Linked DNA regions of Homo sapiens: regions 2, 3 and 4 are each linked to region 1. Evidence: read pairs that join two places in POLR2A ChIA-PET (ENCODE). Cell type or tissue: MCF 10A. All regions are shown on one strand. Region 1 has its middle 110 kb from the start of IYD. Region 2 overlaps PPP1R14C (protein phosphatase 1 regulatory inhibitor subunit 14C). Region 3 overlaps PPP1R14C (protein phosphatase 1 regulatory inhibitor subunit 14C). Region 4 holds the start of LOC124901527 (small nucleolar RNA U13).

The links. ChIA-PET counts read pairs that join two places held together with the same protein. Peaks named below come from ENCODE experiments on the same cell type or tissue, not always from the same donor. Only the 100,000 strongest peaks of a DNase experiment are listed, where the experiment ranks them.
Region 2: POLR2A ChIA-PET joins it to region 1 with 11 read pairs; 4 of 35 experiments call an interaction of 5 or more read pairs at or near these places.
Region 3: POLR2A ChIA-PET joins it to region 1 with 19 read pairs; 2 of 35 experiments call an interaction of 5 or more read pairs at or near these places.
Region 4: POLR2A ChIA-PET joins it to region 1 with 15 read pairs; 3 of 35 experiments call an interaction of 5 or more read pairs at or near these places.

What each region holds. Positions count from the first base shown.
Region 1 is chr6:150,253,897-150,258,896 of GRCh38, forward strand. No RefSeq gene overlaps it. Among named protein-coding and RNA genes, the nearest start is that of IYD, 110 kb to the right of the region's middle. In MCF 10A, no CTCF peak of the experiment used is centred here; DNase peaks (open chromatin) are centred at 2,125 and 2,915.
Region 2 is chr6:150,200,488-150,205,487 of GRCh38, forward strand. All of the region lies in intron 1 of PPP1R14C (protein phosphatase 1 regulatory inhibitor subunit 14C), which reads left to right. Among named protein-coding and RNA genes, the nearest start is that of PPP1R14C, 60 kb to the left of the region's middle. In MCF 10A, no CTCF peak of the experiment used is centred here; a DNase peak (open chromatin) is centred at 2,234.
Region 3 is chr6:150,154,716-150,159,715 of GRCh38, forward strand. The region is part of intron 1 of PPP1R14C (protein phosphatase 1 regulatory inhibitor subunit 14C); the gene reads left to right. Among named protein-coding and RNA genes, the nearest start is that of PPP1R14C, 14 kb to the left of the region's middle. In MCF 10A, no CTCF peak of the experiment used is centred here; no DNase peak of the experiment used is centred here.
Region 4 is chr6:150,162,598-150,167,597 of GRCh38, forward strand. The region is part of intron 1 of PPP1R14C (protein phosphatase 1 regulatory inhibitor subunit 14C); the gene reads left to right. It overlaps LOC124901527 (small nucleolar RNA U13), which reads left to right and starts at 1,987; the gene lies at 1,987-2,089. In MCF 10A, no CTCF peak of the experiment used is centred here; no DNase peak of the experiment used is centred here.

The DNA.
Region 1 (5,000 bases):
TGTGTTTTCTTCATGCTCAGTCTCCTTGGTGGGGTGTAAATGAAACTAGCGGGGTGGGCTTCTTTGGGCTCACCTTGTTCCAGTGGATTCTAGGAGGTAATTAGTTCCAGCAAGCACAGGGGGTAAAGAAGAGTGCATTCTAAACATAGGCGCTGTATAGACTTAATTGTAATTCAGTGTTCAAGTTGTTAGGAGACATTTCTACATGGTTCTCATGTTTCTGCATGTCTTGTGAGTGAGACTGCCTTTGTTCCAGACCCTTTTTTCAAGAACGTTTATATGTATAGCAAACAGTCTTGGAAGTTAGAGATAGTGTCTCCATGCAGAGCAAAGCTGTCTATTATAAAAGATATGGGTTCCCTAAGTGTCGAGCCCCTTTCCTGGGATGCGACCCACTGCATGCACGGGCGTCATCTGTCCTTCTTTGCAACACCCTAGGAGAACTGGGGCTCGAGAAGTGCCACTACTCTAGCCACTGCTATTGCTGTAACTGTCCTTCCTCTCTGACTCAGGAATGTAGCATCTTCTACCAGCATCTATGAAACTGACAGGCTAATTTGTTAGCTTACAGTAATGTAAAACCTTAGACCCTATACAAGTCTTGACAATGGTCAGTTGTCTTGGTCTCTTTCAATAGGACTTGAATCATTTTTGTCATTAATAGACATTTTCTTATATTTAGACTCTGATTGATTAATCATTTTCAAATGCATAGGGTCGGAAGTTTCCTTTAAAGAGATTTCATGCCTGGAAGTGGTTGTTCTGTGGAAGGAATTTAATTTCACAAAAGCCACCTTTTCTTTTCCTCGTTGTTGGTAACGTGAAGCGAATGTTGCCTGGGGTGAAAAGACTCATGAAAGAGAGATGGAGAGATGGACTGTCCTGGGAGTTTACAGCAAAATTACCCAGTAGAGTGAGGCAGAGAAGACAAGCAAAGATTCTTGCCTCGAATCTTTCTGTTTAAAATATGTATCTACATAATATGAGTGGTGCATCATCACTGGCAATTTTGAAATTCCCCAGTTAATCTCTAGAAGCAGTTTTGTGAACTTACTTGCAGTATCACGGCCCACCCAGTGGTTACCAAAAATAGAAATTGAAGTCAGGGAATATCTGAGGCTACCAGATTGATTCTATTCAGGTCGCTAAATGATTCACATAAAGTGTAACCCAACACACCCTCCGGGTCACAAGATGCTTGAGGGTGAGTGATTTACTATTTGGTTTTCTGTTATTAGTAGCACAAAATTACTCCTTTGGTGTTGATTAGATTTTTAAAAGGGAACATTTCTAACTCAGACCTCCTTTCTGATAGCTCATGGATAAGGGACAAATAAGCTTATTTGTCTTTTCTTAAATATCCTTCTACAGCACTTAGGGTAGCACCTTGCTCTTTTTGGCTGTAATCTCAACATGGGGAATCAGTATGTGTAATCTATAGTGTTTCATCCTCACGGAATACCCCAGAGCCATAGAGAATCACCTCTTTCTGTAATTGGTAATGAGAGAATTAACCAAAACCTCTCAAACTGATTTAAAAAAAATGCATAGTTTTTTTTTCTCCTAATCTTATTTTCTATCTGAAACATCTGTGCTTATTTGAGAGCTGGGAAACTCGCTACTTAAATCTTTAATCTAGGATGTCTTAAAATTATAGTTCATGTGGACTTAGTGAGGTCCTCATAATCTCTGAAACTGTGTAGGAGATGGAACTTAGAAAGGAGAGACAGATTGAGGTGAGCCACACATAGAGCAACAGAGAGAGATGGTGATCCCAAGACAGGATGCTGGAATGAAGAGAGCCAGAGAGTAGCAGACAGGCATGAGCATGTGTGGGAGGGTCCATGCCACATTGGGGTCTCAAAGTGTCCATACCTCGAACAGGTGAAGAGCCAGGACCCAGAGCCTTGGAGCCCAGGCCCACAGGAGACTGCAGCCACCCAGGGAGCCAGGGCTCGGGTGTCCCAGGAATAGCCAGGGTCAAGCTCTGCCTCCCATCCTCAGGCTCAGCCTTCACCTTGATCGGATTTCCTGGTCTCCTTCATTCCCACATCATCCACTCTGCTGAATTCCTTCCATAGATGATCACTTCTCCCCAGGACACCGCCCCAGCAGCAAGTAACAGCCTGCCTGGCAGCGAGCCTTGCACGGGCCCATCCCCACCCGCTCACAGGCACACACTGGCTTGTTCAGGAGGTGGGTTCCAGCTCTCTTCTTCCTCCCTGCACTCCATGTTGGGTTGCTTCGCCTGTGGGTTCTCATGCTTACAAGCCCTTGGTGTAACTTTGCCTCCAACCCGTTCAGCATCACGTCAACTTCAATTGCCAATGCCCTAACCCACTCCCTTATGCTTCCATCATCTTGTTTAGGCTATCAGACAAACAAATTAAGACAGACATGTGAATACTGCCATGCAATACAGAGCAATGGATGGGAGGAAAGTCCATATTTTGTCGTCTTATCTCCAGGAAGAAATGAAGGCGGGAAGAGTAAGAATGATGCCCTGTTCCTTAACAAAACACTTTGTGCATTCTTTATTGTGTCATAGCTGTGCAAGGAAACAAAGCTATTGCATTTTATTTGGGCTGGAAATGTAAAATCTTTAAAATATAACTTTTAGAAGGAAGGCAGTTGCTCTTTTTCCTCGTGTCTTATCATGAGAGTCATTTGATCCAAGATACTGCTCCTTAACTTACGCTTTTTATTTGGAAGAAACACTAACGATACTTCTTAGGGATATTGTACAGAGAAAGTAGGTTGCACATTTAACCTTAGGAACAGAAACTGCTGTTGCTTAAGTACCGCTCACCCTTTCACCACCTGAGATGAAGAATGACTCAACCATATGATGAAACAGAGAAAGCCATGTTTCTAATGAGGCCAGAGCCTGAAGGCAGAAACCCTTCAAGAGCTGAATTTCCCATTTTGTTGCCAACAACAAATAAACTCAGTGTTCCTTCAATGACGATTAATCCGGCAAAAACCATGCAGAAATGAAGGAGCTTTAAAATGATCATCATTCATCAACCCAACCATCTCCCTTGGATACCCACTTCATTACTAAGAGAGTAATTATTTTTGTGTTGTCAGTTTTAGGGAAAAGCCCTTGAGGATTATTCATTGGTAATTGGAAAAATAAATGTTAATGTCTTCTGTGGATTAGGAAAGAATGTTTTATGACTAACTGTTTAGACGCTTCTGTTGCATTGCCTGAGTTTGGAAGCTTCATTGGTTTTCCAGCCAAGGCTTCATAAAAGCTTTCAAATTACCTGTAGCTGTCAGAGAGGAGTCTCCTCAAGGAGATGGATGAAGCTTGCCCACGATGCCGCATTCCAGGTTTTTGTAATAATGCTGTGGCAGCCCCATCTTTCTCCCGACTTTTATTTTATTTTATTTTATTTTCTTGAGATGGAGTCTCATTCTGTCACCCAGGCTGGAGTGCAAATGTGCAATCATGGCTCACTGCAACCTCTGCCTCCCAGGTTCAGGCAATCCTCCCACCTCAGCCTCCTGAGTAGCTGGGACTACAGGCGTGCACCACTATGCTGGCTAATTTTTCTATTTTTTGTAGAGACAGGGTTTCACCATGTTGCCCAGACTGGTCTCACTCTTGGACTCAGGCAATCCTGCCTGCCTTGGCCTCCCAAAGTGCTGGCCCCGACTCTTCTTAAATTGTGGTCCCAAGGCCAAGCTGTAGTGCCAGTGATTTTCCTCATTGAGGAAATGAGCTCAGGTTATTAGAAGTGATGAAGTCAGCAGGCCCCCACAGGATGAGGTTTTAGTAGCCACAGGGCTTGAGGTGCAGCCTCTGGGAACCCAATCTCTTGATCTACAAGGGTGGCTCTGGGGAATGTGAAAAAATTGGACAAAAATACTATCTAGCCCCAGCAGGAAGGATTAGGGTGGCCCTTGACAGTGTGGAGTGGTAAATACACCCATAAAAATATGTTGAAGAATGAGGGGCCGGGGTGGAATTGGCTTCCCTCTGTAATATATTGACAAAAGGGCCGGGTTTAGTTTTTCTCTGCAGAATGGTCCAAAGCAGTTGTGGCAAGAACAGGCCCAGGAAGAGCTGGAGTCTCCCTCTTACTATTAATTTTGGATGACCCCATGCAGCACCCATTCAGCCTGTCCAGCTCACATGACTACACACAGGTTTAATCAAGAATCTCTTCCCAGCCGGGGGCAGTGGTTTACGCCTATAGTCCCACACTTTGGGAGGCCGAGGTGGGCAGATTGCTTGAGCTCAGGAATTTGAGACCAGCCTGGGCAACATGGCAAGACCTCTTCTCTACAAAAAAAATATGAAATATTAAGCAGCATGGTGGTGTGTGTCTATAATCCCAGCTACCTGGGAGGCTGTGCTAGGAGGATCACTCAGCCCGGCGGTTGAGGCTGCAGTGAGCTGTGATCGCGCCACTGCACTCCAGCCTGCGTGAGAGAGTGAGAGCCTGTCAAAAAAAAAAAAAAAAAAAAAAAAAAGAAGAAGAAGAAAAGAAAGAGAAAGGAAAAGAAAAGAATCTGCAAGCTCAAACCGCAAGTAATGGGGCCATCAGCTACCTTTTATTGAGCGCTTACCGTGCCACGTACCGTGCACTTGAGTTTATTGTCCACAGAATCTTCATAGTTACACTTGCCTCAGGAGGGGATTGTCTTTCCCATTATATAGATAAGGAAACTGAGGCTTGGAGAGAGTAAGTACTGTAAGGTCATACATTCAGTAGATGATAAAGCTTCTATTTCAAGGCCAGTGATCTGATTACAAAGCCAATTCTGCTAAACTGTGTATAGCTAGTGCTTATACATGGAACTTAGACTCCAAGTTAGACTGTTACCTGGGATAGGGAGGCATGGGTGATCATGTCTTTTGCCTCTTATTTTATCTTGTATATTGTATTAGTCTGTTTTCATGCTGCTGAGAAAGACATACCTGAGACCAGGTAATTTATACAGAAAAAGGGTTTAATGGACTTACAGTTCCACATGGCTGGAGAAGCCTC
Region 2 (5,000 bases), 53 kb before region 1:
CCTGTTCTCAGTCTGGGGAGTGCTCCTTTTCCACTGCTGAGCAGAGACTGGAGCAGGAGACACAGTGATGCGTCTCATGGCCCTGCCCCTGGCTCTCTTCCCTTTGGACACACCCCTAGGTGCAGCTGTGGCCTCCTCTGTAACAGGTCTGCAGAAGAGCAAGATTAGAAGCAGCCATATCCCCTACATTTGTAACAGGAGAGGCCCAGACCTCCAGCTGGGGGATTAACATGTTCTCCAGAAATGGCTAGTTACTCCCAAACTTGCTTCTTTCCTCCAAGTCTTCACTGAGAGCCTGAATCCATTCATATCTGCCTCACAAGGAGTGTGGTCCCCTGAGTGTGTGAAAGCTGTCGTCATCCTCTAAGTTTCCATGGAGTTTCCTGGGCTCCAGCTGGCTGTGGATACCAGGGCTTGAATGTGTTGGGTGCCTGGAGCCGCATGTCTGAAGGGCTCTGCTCTCCTCCCTTGCTGCTCCAAAAGTCACGGAAGTCAAAAGGGAGAAATCATTCCCCAGCCATGCTGCATCCTGAAAGGCACATAGCACAAGTTGTAGGGGCCATACATTTTGAGGTCAGATTGTCCAGGTTTGGAACTAAGGAAGCGATCGGCCCTATTGGGCAGGATACTCAGACATTCCATCTGTAAATAGAGATGATGATAATACTCACCTCAGGGAATTGTTTGTTATTTTATTTACAAAATGATTATCGGGGTCATGTGTCAGGCGCTATCCCAGGCACTGCTCTTGGTCCTCCAGTATGGGGAGGCAGACTGAGAAATGTGAATTGGAAGAGTGTGGAAAGTGCAGCGAAAGAGAGGTGCAGGGCATTCTAAGTTTCCAGGGCTGGGAGGTTGACCTCATCACAAGTCTGGCGAAGACATTTTGCTTTAGGAAGTGATGGCTGACACGAGATAACAAGAAGAGTGTCCTACACATGCACCCAGCACGTGCAAAGGCCCTGTGGAGGCCTGGCTGGGGAGTGTCCTGAGGGATCGGAGGAGACCAGCGGAGTTAGAGCTCAGGGAGTTGGGGTGAGGCATTGAATGGAGAGGAGGCCGGGAGCCCAGCAGGGGAAGCCTTCCAGGCAGAGGTAAGACTGTTGGTCCTAAGACTGGTAGGAAGCCACCCGTGAGTTCTAAGCTGGTGAATGACAGATCTGTGTTCTTAAAGTTGCTACTCTGGCTACAGAGTGGAAACTGGGATGGCGGAGGCATGAGGGTGAGTTTATGGAAGCCAGTTAAGAGGCTCCTGCTATAGCTTATGCAAAAGATGATTTAGCTTTCACTAGGGGGGCAGTGGAGGTGGTACAAAGTGCAGGTTCAGGAGACGGTAAGCCATAGAATTGACAGTTATGGTGATGGATTGGATGGTGGCGACAGGGAGAGGAGGGGTCAGGAGTGAAGTATTCCATGAACCGTCACATTGCCTGCATAAACATGCATTACAGGTAAACGATTATGGTAATAATTTACAAAGAAGCATGCCCTTTGCTCTGCTCATTTCACAAGGCAGCTCTGGTTAAATGACTTTTTATTTTGGACTGGCCTCATTCCCTAAGACCAAAGGCAGCTGAGCCTGTGTGCCCCGGGGGCCTGCCCTCTGACCCTGGTGTAGCCTTGCATCAAGCGTGAGCTCCTCTCTCGCCTCTCTGCTGTGTGGTGTGAGGAAGGTAGTGCAAGGAATGTTCTAGCAAGTTTCTCATCCTCATGCAGAACATCCCTGGTGGGTGCCCACCCCACAACAAGGCTTGCCAGCCTTGAGTCTCTGTTAATCTCTGTGTCCCTCCCCTGTACCCCCACTCTGTCACGCAGGCTGGGTCCCACGGAAGAGGCACTGCCTGGCTCCGGCTGGCTTTTCCCAGATCAAGCCCACACCTCCTTGCCTCAGGCTGTCCTGGTGTCTGGCTTTGCTTCTCCCTCTCTCATTGGCACCCTTGCTGTTCTTAGGTTTGTCCCTTTCTCATTGGCACCCTTGCCGTTCTTAGGTTTGGGGCAGGCCCGTGTCTTGTCAGCAGCAACCCTGGCTCCTCTCAACCAGGAGCTGGAGTCCCCATTGGGCAGAAGAAGCTTCGGCCGACTTTGCCGCTCCTTTGCCGCCGGGACAGCCCTGCAGGCTCTTCTCTGGGAGGGTCCCCATGGTGCCCTCCCACACAGCCTGGCCTGGTCTCAGGGCTGAAGCTGAGGACCTGGGTGTGCCTCAGTTGGCTGAAGGTCATTGTATGACTCACACCTGGACCTTTTGCCCAGCCCTCGGCTGTAAGAAGAACCAGCAGAGCCAGTCACAGGAAGGCCTGGCCCTCACCTTCCTGGGTTCAGCCACCACCAACACATTAGTCTTGGTCTTTTGTTTTGTTTTGTTTTAATTTAATCACTTAATTTTTTAAAAGCATTTTAGATTTACAGAAAAATTGAGCCAAAAACACAGAGAATTCTCATCTACCCCTTTCTTTCTCCTCCCTCCAGTCCGGTTGTCCTTTTTCTTAACATCTTGCATTAGTGTTGTATCTTGGTTACAATTGCTGAGACAATCTTGCTACATTATTATTAGCTAAAGCTCATCATTTCCATTCAGACTCACTCTTTGTGTTGTACATCCTGTGGGTTCTGGGGTTGTGTGTCATTTTCCTCTAATTGGGTTTTGGCAAATGTGTGATGATATAGATGCACCCTTATAAGATCACACAGGTTTTCTGGCCTGAAAATTGCCCTGTGCTCTGCCTTAGTCATCTCTCTTTCCTCATTGGCCCCTGGCAATCCCTGATGGTTTTACTATCTCCATATTTTAGTCTTTTCCAGAACGTCCTGTAGTTGGAATCATGCGTATGGCAACTTTCCATTTTGGCTTCATTCACTTATGGATCTGCATTTAAGGTCCTTCGTGTCTTTTCATGCTTGATGGCCCATATCAGCAATGGTCTTTTATACTCCAAGTGCAGTGTGTCTGCTCACCGGCTGGAGGCCTTGCGATGGGATTCACAATTTCCTCTCAGTGTCTTCCAAGCGGCTTTTCCGTATCATCTTCTCAGGCTTCTGTGCACCTGCCCGTACTGGACATATTTGGCCATTGCTGATCTAGGAGCCTTCCCGAGGCAGGAGGTGAAACGGTCTGGATTTCGTGTTCTGTGTTAGGAAATCTAACACTGCAGCAACCCCGAATGCCTCAGTCATGAGCAGTTGATAGTGCAGGGGAACCGTCTTCTCTCCAAGAATTGGCTAGAACGGGCTTCTGCCCACTGCTTTTATTCCATCATCGGGTAATTTGAGTGTTTCCAGTCTAAGAGAATTCTGCTTGGCCCTAAGCCTTTCCACTGCAAATCTGGATGTGGACCATCTTCTATCAGAGACAGCTCAGGCTCAATCCCTAAATTAATGGCAAGCAAGACGTAGACAGGTGTGACTTCTTAGAGACAGGCTGGACTGCTGCTGCTCTGTCCTTGGGTGGCGCCAGCCCTTCCTTTATTCTTTCCCAGTCTTCTTATCCATTGCCTGTAGCCCAGGACCAGTGCCAAGCCTGTAGCTTCCGCATGGTGTTCCTCTCCCTTCCGGGGATCTTCATGTAGGTGCTGCACGGAGAAAGAAGGGCCCTGAGAAGAGAGGCTGCTGTCGGCACAGGAGCCGTGAGGGTGGCGGCCGCCTGGCCACTGTGTCCAGTGCTTTCAAGGTGTTCTCAGTGTCCTCGTTTATGCCACGGCTTAGAAGATTGTCCTTGCCATCTTTAGCAACTGTCTCAGCCGTCACTTATTTTCACTCGTCTTACGAGGACCAACCTGCCGACTTTCTCGTCACGGGGGCATTGTTAACAACCAGCTGTGCGTGTTTAGTGTTCATAAGCAGAGCAAAGTGTGATTGTCTCCAGGAAGCTCTGCATCTGGGTTTTTTTGCTGACATTTTCTTTTCTTTTTTTCTCTTTGAATGCTGTGGTTTTGAACAAATCGGTAATGTGATAAGTCTTCACTTAACGATTTTCAGGCATCAGGAGTACACGATTCCCTGGAAGAGACATTTACATGGAATATTTATTTATTTGAAGAGGAATCGGATGTGCCCAGTCAACTTAGCACCCACTGAGGTCCTGTCACCATTTGTTGAGTTTGCACAACGTGCGTGGGCATGATTGTGCCCGATTTCTATCCAGCCCCGAGAATTAGCTAGCAGTCCCCATTTTACAGGTGTGGGAACTAAGGGTTAGGGGATGCGTTACCCTGCCCCAGCTCTCACGGGTTGTCAGAGGCAGAGATGAAACTGAAACCTGGGTCTGCTTCTCTCCAAACTCCATGCTCTGGGCACAACACCACTTGGCCCCTACCCAAGGGACCGACTCTGTGCTGAGAAGCAGGGCAGCCTGGGGCATACACGGGAAGTCGGAGGCTTCAGTCGCTTTCTTCCCATGCTGTGCTCTGTTCACCAGACTCCCTAGGGTCCTCCCATTGCAGGAGGAAGTGGCCTCTTGAGCCCTTTGAGATCAAGGCTGGGCATAGAACACAACCTCTGCTCCAACTCAGAGTCTTTTTTTTTTTTTTGTTAAACTGTGTCTGGAGCACTTTGATAATCTCTCCAGAGATAGTCATTTTTGCTAAAATGAATTGCTAAATGTAGGGGAGAGATTTGGGGGCACGAACTAAGCCTGCCCTGGGTGCCAGTGATACTGGCAACTTCCCTGGTGGGTGGGAAAGAGAAACCTGCCTGGTGGGTGGGTTCAGGACCTAGAAAAGACCTCCTCAGCCTAGTTCCTTGTTGCTTTGCCGCCGCCCCCAGGCAGTTCAGCCTGGGCTTAGTCAGTGTCTAGCAGCCTCACTGAACTTCTGGGACCAACAGCCCCTGGGTACTTCTCTTACCACCTGGTCTGCATCGTCAGTGGCTCACACACCCATCACACTGGCCTGCTGCTGCTGTTGCATAGGTGTGAGCTTGGTACTTGTGATCTTGCAAAGTGCTAAATGGCTCACCCAACTACAGTACCTGATGGAGCTCTTGAGATACCAGTTTGCTCTCTGAGG
Region 3 (5,000 bases), 99 kb before region 1:
ATCCTGCACTGGGCATGATGTCTTGTGTGAGTGGCTTGGGTAGGGACTAGAACGTAAGGATTAGATTAATAACTTTTTTTTTTAAATCATCTTTTCCTCCTCTGAAACCTCTCCTTAACTATTGGCTTTCAAGTTAAGTTTGGAATCTGACAGCACAGACACTCACAGCCACCATAGCTGCTTTTTCTTTGCATTTAATTGGGTTAACTTTTAAGAAATGGCATGTTTGACTTAAGATTTTTAGGCATATAACCTATAATATTGGCTTTGGGGGGTGCTTTTCTGTTCTTATTATTTGTCCTTTATCTTGGCACCTCATAATTAACTAATGGTGGTATTTATTTTAACTTGAGGGAGGTTCATTTTGAGATATGAAATGAGCATCTGAGAGGGAAAATCACAGCAGCTTTCAGAAGTGAAATTTAACAAGGTGAAATGTACAAATTAGCTTGAATAAGAGCATGACTGAATCTATACTAAGCAAATTACTTTCTGTTGGGGAGTTTATTCCTGGAATGTCTCTTTATAGTTAGTTTTAGGACTAATAGGATGGGATAACAAGAAAAACTTAAGATTTTTTATGGACAGTTCTGGCAGGAAGTGAAAAGCAGAACTTATTCTTTGTAATATTTATTTATTTGGTATAATGATAGAATCATAAAGCACCATCAGATAATCCCATTTGACCCACATAAATACTCAGTGATATAAGTAGCTACTCCATTTTAAAATGAGAAAACGGGGAGGCTCCAAGAGTCTTAGTAACATGCTCAAGTTTAAACTGCCAGTAACAAGAGGAAGACTTGCTTCCTGGAAACTGTGAACATCAGTTGCACCATTTCCCCCCAGATACCTTCCATGTATTCTAGCATGTTTGGCCAATACACTGAGCAAATCTTTTTTGTTTGATTTACTTGATACATTTTCAAATATGCTTCATCTTAGTTGAACAGTTTACAGGATTCTGTTATTTCTCAAGTGAACCATTTACAGGAGTCAGCCATTTCTTAAGAAAAATGCAAATCCTGGCTGGGCACGGTGGCTCACACCTGTAATCCCAGCACTTTGGGAGGCTGAGGCGGGTGGATCACTTGAGGTCAGGAGTTTGAGACCAGCCTGAACAACATGGTAAGACCCCGTCTCTATTTAAAATACAAAAATTAGCCAGGTGTGATGGTGGGCACCTGTAATCCCAGCTACTCAGGAGGCTGAGGCAAGAGAATCGCTTGAACCTGGGAGGCAGAGACCGTAGTGAGCCAAGATCGCACCATTGCACTCCAGCCTGGGTGACAGAGTGAGACTCTGTCTCAAAAAAAAAAAAAAAAAAAAAAAAAAAAGAAAGAAAGAAAAAGAAAAATTCAAATCCATTATCTCTGAAGTAGACACCCCAGTGAGTGAGCTACTTCTTTCTTTCTTTGCCAGGTTTGCATGAGCCGTTGGTCATGGAGTCCTTGCACTCTTGGTCTATCTATTTAGATGGAATTGACTCCATGCTCAATCTCTTTTGAGGTTAAAAGTTAGAAACTCACTTTAAATAAGGCAAGGGATACAGAGTATATATTTTATCTTACATATTTGAAAGCAGCAGATATTATCATTGACATGGTAGAAGTAATGCTTTTTCTAAATACAATGTAAAAAACTATTAATTACTTGGTTTGCTTATGCTAAATGATGTTTTCACTCAAGTCCTTAGCTACTGCCGCCAATCATCTGTTAATATTTTTCTCTTATATTTGTATGTCAATAGCGCACACATTGGTAAAGCCATTTCATTCATTTCTGCTAATGTTAATGGAATTAAATCTGTTTCAAGCCAGGTAGGTGAGGTGTTGAGTTTTCAGATTGGCAGAGATAGCTTTTCTGTTTGGTTCTTATGAGCTAATACTCTACATAACAATTCAAATTAGTCAACTGGTTTTTCTCATGTTTGTGTTGGGGTGTGGCAGCTCTCTGACAAGTCAAAAGAAAATGAGTAATTGATTTGGTGCTAAAACATGATTATGCTTGCTATAATGAAAGCACCCTAGAAATATTAAAACTAAAAAACAACACGTACTATCTCTGTTAGACAAGTGCCTTTTGTTATGTTAAGATATTCCATTTCTTCTTCATGCGAGATGGTTCAGCATTTACTAATCTTATACCAGAAGCAGTTTACATGGAGAGATATTTAGATAATGAAAACTTGTCTGTACTTAGGTAAATGGAAAGGTTGTCACCTGAACTAGCCAGAGACTCCAAAGCATTTAGCTGCCAGTCATGCCTTAAACCTTGGGAACATCCCATGTTAGACTTAGATTAAGAACCCTTTTGGGGTTTCAAAGAGGTGACGGGCTGCATTCAATGGTGAATGATCCCAAGGTTGAGTTAACTCATCACTCTGAAGAAGAACAAAATGAGGAATTTACTTAGTTAACTACTGACACCTTACTATAAACTCTGAAGGAAGGCAAAGAATGAGATACAGATAATGTATAAAATATTTAGTAAAATGAAATTCTCATGTCAGCTGTTAAAACCACAACTCCGAGGATGTGAGAGAGTGTGGTCTATACAGGAGGGGTGGAGTGGGTGTGGACCTCAGCCTTCTGCTCTAGGAATCCATGCTTGTGAATGTCTTCCTAACTCTAGCCCCACTTTACAAAATCAAAACAAACAGAAAAGTTTCTAAGTATGGCTTCTTACTGGTGGTGGGAAACAGTTTGTCTCATTATCTCATTTCAGAGATGCCTACTGGTTATACTCACAGGTTCTTTTCACATCCTTTATGCCCTGATTGAGAGGATGTCTTAGTCCATTTTGTGTTGCTGTAGCAGAATACCTGAGACTGGGTGATTTATCAAGAAAGAGCCTTATTTGGCTCATGATTCTGGAGGCTGGGGAGTCCCAGAAGCATGGCACTGCATCCGTTGGCTTCTGGGCTTCTAGGGAGAATCTCATGCCATGTCATAACATGATGGAAGGTCAAAGGGGAAGTGGACACAGGTGAAGGGTCAAAACAGACCCTGCCCTGGAGGGAACTAACCTGTCACCTCCAGAATGAATCCAGTCTCACAAGAGCAAGAACTCACTCACTGTAGTGAGAACTGCACCAAGACACCTAGGCCCAGAGGGCGGAGTCTCTGTGACCCAAGCTCTTCCCATTAAGTTCCACCTCTTAAAGTTTCCACCTCCCAACATTGCTGCACTGGGAATTAAGGTTCCAACGTGCGTTTCGATGGGGACACTCAAACCATAGCAGAGACATTGCCTTCTAAGATAGACCCTCCCACCTTCCTGGGCTGGGGGAGCTGGCTTGGTCTATCTAGAAGGATGAGCAGGCTGCCCACTACCTACCTTTATTAAGAGTGATTTCAGTCATCATACTTGGCTAACTTTAATTTCCACTTTTAAATTATCTAATCCTTTCAGAGAAATTTTGGGGATTAATAAATATGAAAAACCATCTCCCCAAAAGCTCAGAATATTTATGAAAGTATTATTAGCAACATCTACTATGCTTTTGCTATAACTAATTCTGCCTTGTTAATCTAGTATTCAAATTAAAGGTTGTTCTTTGACCCAATGGGGGGCAGAGGCTTATGAGATTTTTTTTTATTATGGAATAATTTTGGTGGAGTTTCTACCTTGATTGCAAATTTGGTGACACAGCAGGTTTTATGACTATAGAATAATTTAATCAACACTCCAGAATCTAATCAACACTCCAGAATGGAAAATCTTGTTGGGTTGCTTCAAGAGAATTACCTTTCTGCAATGGGAGCTCTATCACATTTGAGTTAAGTGATAATAGATAACATGTATTCTAGGTAAAACTCTTTTTTCATAGGGTATCTTTTATATGTACCTAGAAAAGAGATTTGGATGATACATGATAACTATCAGTAGTGCTTTTTAGTATCATTATGGGTAATTTATTTTGTTTATCTGTTTTGTGCAATGCACATGTATTTCTCCTATAAGAGAATAACTTCAAAGTTGTTTTTTAGAAGGGGTGGGCATGAGTATCCCACTGTTTTATTGTCATGGGTAAGAAAGGGGCACAAGCCCTCTCCTGCCACAGGGCTTTACAATGTTTGGAATAGCTCAATTGGTGTTTTTTCCATCTTCTTTTTGAGGAAGATGGGCTTTAAATTTTTAAAAAATTATAAATAAGGAAAAAAAAGCCAGTAGATTTGTTCATATTAGCTTCTTTATATTTTCAGAGGAAGCAGCCATAACACTTTGGATAGAACACATGGCACTTTGGATAGAACACGTAACACTTTGGAAGACTCCTTTGGTGTCTTCATTTTTGGGGGGGCAGGAAAGACAGTCTCTGAGGATGAGGATGGTACCACTACCCACAGGACGGAAGGAAAGGTAAAAGGAAGATTGAATCACTCTTCAACTTCCTTCTGGAGCCCAGCCCTTTCCACCTGCTCAGGGGCTGACTTCTCCGGTATCATCAGCCATTCCTTTGTTTCAAGAGTCATGGACCGTATACTGAAGATCTGTGCAGTTTAGGATATGTAAATTATATCTCAGTAAAGTATTAGAACACAAATACACACAAAAGCCTTTCTGTCTTTCTCTTCCTCTCTTCAGCCAGATTTGACAGAGAGATTGTCTATATCCTTTGATCGCATTTTGTCAACTTCTGTGCCCCTCTTAGCCACTGCTGTGTGGCTTGTCCTTCTTTTCCACCCAGAAGGCTCATGACCTCCATGTTGCTAAATTCCAAGTGCCCATTCCAGTTTTTATCTTGTGTGCTCTCGGCTTTCTAAGCCACTCTATCAATTACCCAACCATCAGCCTTCCCAGCATCCGTCCATCCTTCTGTCAGCCAGTGCGCTGTCCTTCTGTCCCTCCTTCCAATATCCACCCACCAGTCCCTTCGTCTGTCTCTGCCAGGCATTCTTTTTTTTTTTTTTTAAACAAATAAGCTTTATGTTTTAGATGGTTTTAGATTTACAGAAAAATTGCGAAGACAGAACACTATTGCCATATACTCTGCA
Region 4 (5,000 bases), 91 kb before region 1:
GGACATCTTGGTTGCTTCAGTTTTTGATGATTATGAGAAAGCCTGGTATAAACACGTGTGGGTGGACTTTTGTTTGGATATAAATTTGAAATTAGTGAGGTCAAAATGCCACATGCACTTTTAGGTGCTAGGGACACAGGTGCTTAGGATACAACAGCGAAAGAGTCCCTGTGCTCTTAAAAACAAATGCAAATGAATAAATCAGAATGGCTTCAGCTCACGAGTAGTGCTAGGAAAAAAATAAAGCTAATAGGATAATGAGTGAGAGACTGTGGCCAGGTTAGTGGGGCCAGGAAGGGCTTCTTTGAGGAAGTTCATTGCATTTGTATCTGAGCCTGCATGATGAGAGATGGCACCAGCGGTGTGCAAAGCCCTGGGGGGACATACTGGGCTCAGTTAATGCAAACACCCTCTGGCAGGATGAATCTTGGCATGGCCAAGGGACTAGGAACAGAAAGTACTGTGAGGTAAAGACATGAATGAGAGTATTTTCTTAAAAACTTTTTATTGTAGGCCAGGCGCGGTGGCTCATACCTGTAATCCCAGCACTTTGGGAGGCCGAGGCAGGCGGATCACGAGGTCAGGAGATCGAGACCATCCTGGCTAACATGGTGAAACCCCGTTTCTACTAAAAGTACAAAAAATTAGCCGGGCATGGTGGCGGGCGCCTGTAGTCCCAGCTACTCGGGAGGCTGAGGCAGGAGAATGGCGTGAACCTGGGAGGCGGAGATTGCAGTGAGCGGAGATCGCACCACTGCACTCCAGCCTGGGCGACAGAGCAAGACTCCGTCTCAAAAACAACAACAACAACAAAAAACTTTTTATTGTAGTATAACATACAAAGTACACAAAACCCAAGTGTAAGTGCACAGTTGATGAATTTTGTCAAATTGAACCCACCCACCTTCCAGATCAGGAAATGGAATAGTGCCAGCACTGCAGGGGTCCCTCGTGTGTGCTTATCCCATTATCAGCCCCCTTCCCTCCCTCCAAGGTCATCTGATTAATTTTACCTTCTTAAAAGCTTTTATGTCTGTTTTTTTGTTGTTGTTGTTGTTCAACATTAGATGTGTGAGATACACCCACATTGTTGCATGTCATTTGAGGTTTGATCATTTCAGTTGCCACATAGTACTCCATGTGTGAATACACCACAGTTGTTTTTTTATCGATTCTACTTTTGATGGACATTTGGGAGGCCTTCAGTTTTGAGCTATTCTGAATTGAGCTCCCGAGAATATTATTGCGTATGTCTTTTGGTGAACCTATGTCTGCATTTCTGTTGGCTTATATACAGAGTGGCAAAATTGCTGGCTTATAGAGTACGTGTATATTCAGCATTGCTAGGTACTGTCAGATGATTTCTTAAGTAATTGCACCAATCTACATGCCCACTGCACTATATGAAAGTTCTGATTGTTTCCCATCCTTACCTACGCTTGTTATTTTCTGACTTTTTCATTTAGCCGTCTGTTATGTAATATAGTGGTGTTGCATTATGGTTCGAATTTACATTTACCTGATGGCTAGTCAAGTCCAGCCCCTTTTCATATGTTTACTGGCCTTTGGATATCCTCTTTGTGAAGTGCTTGTTCAATTCTTTTGCCCATTTCAAAGAGAAAAAACAACAACTTTGGGTTTGGGTTGTCTTTTATATATCCTGGACATTGATCTCTTACAGTCTAGATATGAGTCCTTTGTCAGAAATATGTGTCCCACTTGGTGAACTGCCTTTTTCACTCTCTGAATGGTGACTTTTGAGGCACAGAAGTTCTTAATCTTAATATTTTCCAATTTGTCAGCTTTTTCCTTTATATTTGGTACATTTTCAACCTATTTAAGAAAACTTTGTCTGCTACAAGGTCATGAAAATGTTTTTCTGTGTTACCTTTTTGATGCTTCATTATTTTACCTTTTATATATAGATCTGTAATCCATCTGAAATTCATTTTTATGTGTGGTATAATGTAGAGATTACGATTCATGATCCTTTTGTAGTTCATAGCATGATGATTGGGTGTTCACATGCATGTGTGAAATGTGCCAGCCTTGAACCTTGTTACAACATTGGCACATGACCCATCTGACCTGAATTTGGAACACCCAGTTGACCCAGCACCATTCATTTAAAGATCATCTTCCCTCACTACACTGTAGTTACAAATAAGGGGATACCGTAGATTGAATGTTTATATCCCCCTAAAATTTATATGTTGGAATCCTAAGCCCCAGTATTATACTATTGGGAGAGGGGCCTTTCGGAGGTGATTATGTCCTGAGGGTGGAGCACTCATGAATGGGATTAGTGCCCTTATAAAAGACACAAGAGAGCTCTCTTTCTCTGCACTCCATCATGGGAGGACACATTGAGAAGTTAGCCATCTGCAAACCAGGAAGCTGGCTCTCACCAGACATAGGATCTGTGTGGTACCTTGATGAACTTCCCAGCTTCCAGAATGGTGAGAAATATATTTCTGTTGTTTAAACCACCAGTCTGTGGTAGTCTGTTAAAGCAGCCCAAACTGACTAAGACAGGAGACCTTGTATGTTTGGCTCTATATAGATTCTAGTGAGTATGTTCTAATATTAGGTAGAGCCTTTCTGTCTTGCTCACTATACTCCATCTTCATTTCCTGGCAGTGGCCCCTGTGCTGTAAATATTCAATAAATATCAGCTGGTTGGTGGACAGGTCTGAACTTGCCTTTAGGCAAGAGTTTTAAAATATCTGGGCTCCCAGTCCAAGAAAAGATACTCAGATTTTGTGTTAGAGAAGACTTGACTTGCCTAGTTAATTACATTTCTTCTCTAGGCCCAAATATGTTTCTGGACCAGTTCTGCTGGCTAAAGTCCTTGGGGAAGGCTGGTTGACCTCAGGTTGTCCAGTTGGCAGTAATGAATCTATTTAACCATCCAGCCAGTCATGCAATAAATATCTTTTATGGGCCTACTATGTGGCAGGCATAAAGTAGAACTAAAATAATAGGATTATTTCCAGAGTTTCTATTTTTAATTTTAGAACATTTGTTGTTTCTTTCTTTACAAGTTAAACACTCAGTGCAAGGAGGGTAATTTTGAGAATTTTCCTCTATTTTGAGGGTAGCTTTATTGTTCTGTTATAGTTATTTAAAATTTTTGTGTGTGACAGCCTAGATAAACAGGCAACAGGCCTAAGAATTAGAGCTTTTATGTTGCTATCAGACTATTTTAAAACAAACAAAACCCTACAAAGAAAAAGAGATGAAAATAAATGTGAAGTGCAGTATTTCACACAGTGAATTCAGCGAGAAGTTAAGTACTTTTCTCATTTTCAAAATTTAGTGCCAGACCAAAGACCAAGTTTAGAAAAATAGAGGAATGCATTTTCAGGAGGTTGGTGTGGACTCTGGATGTGCCAGTCAGTGCCAGTACACCAGATCGCATTGTGAGTGGGCCACGTGCCATATACCATGTGTCACATGCCACATACCGCTCTTCTTCTTCTTTTTTTTTTTTTTGAGACGGAGTCTGAGTCTCCCTCTGTTGTCCAGGCTGGGGTGCAGTGGCGCTATCTCGGCTCACTGCAAGCTCCGCCTCCCGGATTCATGCCATTCTCCTGCCTCAGCCTCCTGAGTAGCTGGGATTACAGGCGCCCGCTACCACGCCCGGCTAATTTTTTGTATTTTTAGTAGAGATGGGGTTTCACCATGTTAGCCAGGATGGTCTCGATCTCCTGACCTCATGATCTACCCGCCTCGGCCTCCCAAAGTGCTGGGATTACAGGCCTGAGCCACCGCGCCCAGCCAAATGCTGCTCTTCTTGGTAACTGCCCTCTGGGGAACAAAAGAGCCCTAGAGGCTTCTCCCATGGTACCATCTTGCTTGGTGACACCAGGGGCTGGGGTTATGTCCCAGGGTCTCTTTGTTCCTCCTTTCCTCTGGGGATATGAACAAAGAGGGGCAGGGGACAAGCAGATCCCCAAACTGGGGCCAGCTCCAGGCGGTAGCTGTTGGAAAATGGGGCTGCCTCCGCCAGCACTTATTGTCCACCACTGCCCATGTCTGGTGGCTGCAGTTTGAGCTGCTCTGAAGCCTTTTGAGGCCACTGGGAGAGGCAGCCTCCTAGCAGGCCTGCCTCAGGAGGAGGAAGCAGATTGCTAAGGGAACAGGGTGGCTGGTGCTTGTGAATGTTACTTCCGTGATGGGACTGTGATTCTCGTTCTTATTTAGTTAATATCATGTCCAATTTCATTTTCAGCTTGTCTCAGGTGAATATTTTATATATTTAGTGAAACCTCACCAACCTTGAAGTCAGGAATTTTGTAACTCCAGTCATTTGGAACCGAGTGAAGGAACCTAAAGGAAAGCAGAAAGAGGCCAGGCGCGGTGGCTCACGTCTGTAATCCTAGCACTTTGGGAGGCCAAGGCGGGTGAATCCCTTGAGGTTAGAAGTTCAAAAACAGCCTGGCCAACATGGTGAAACCTCATCTCTACTAAAAATACAAACATTAGGCCGGGCGCGGTGGCTCACGCCTGTAATCCCAGCACTTTGGGAGGCCGAGGCGGGCGGATCACTTGAGGTCAGGAGTTTGAGACCAGCCTGGCCAACATGGCAAACCCCATCTCTACTAAAAATACAAAAAAATTAGCTGGGCATGGTGGCACACACCTGTAATCCCAGCTACTCAGGAGGCTGAGGCAGGAGAATTGCTTGAACCCAGGAGGCAGAGGTTGAGGTGAGCCGAGATCGCACCACTGCACTCCAGCCTGGGTGACAGAGCAAGACTCCGTCTCGGGGGGGAAAAAAACAAAAAGCAGAAAGAGTAGCTTTGAGACCCTAAAGAGATACGATATTTTGGGGTATGCTGGGGTATGTTCTTGATTTATTACAGAGGTCCTTGGGCTTCCATGTAGAGCTTCTGTGCTCTTACTTTAGCCACATTTCTAACAAGTTTGGTTTTCTGCTTTTTTAGTTCACTAGATTTAGAAGCAACAAACTAGGCTGCTAGGTATACGTTCTGGGA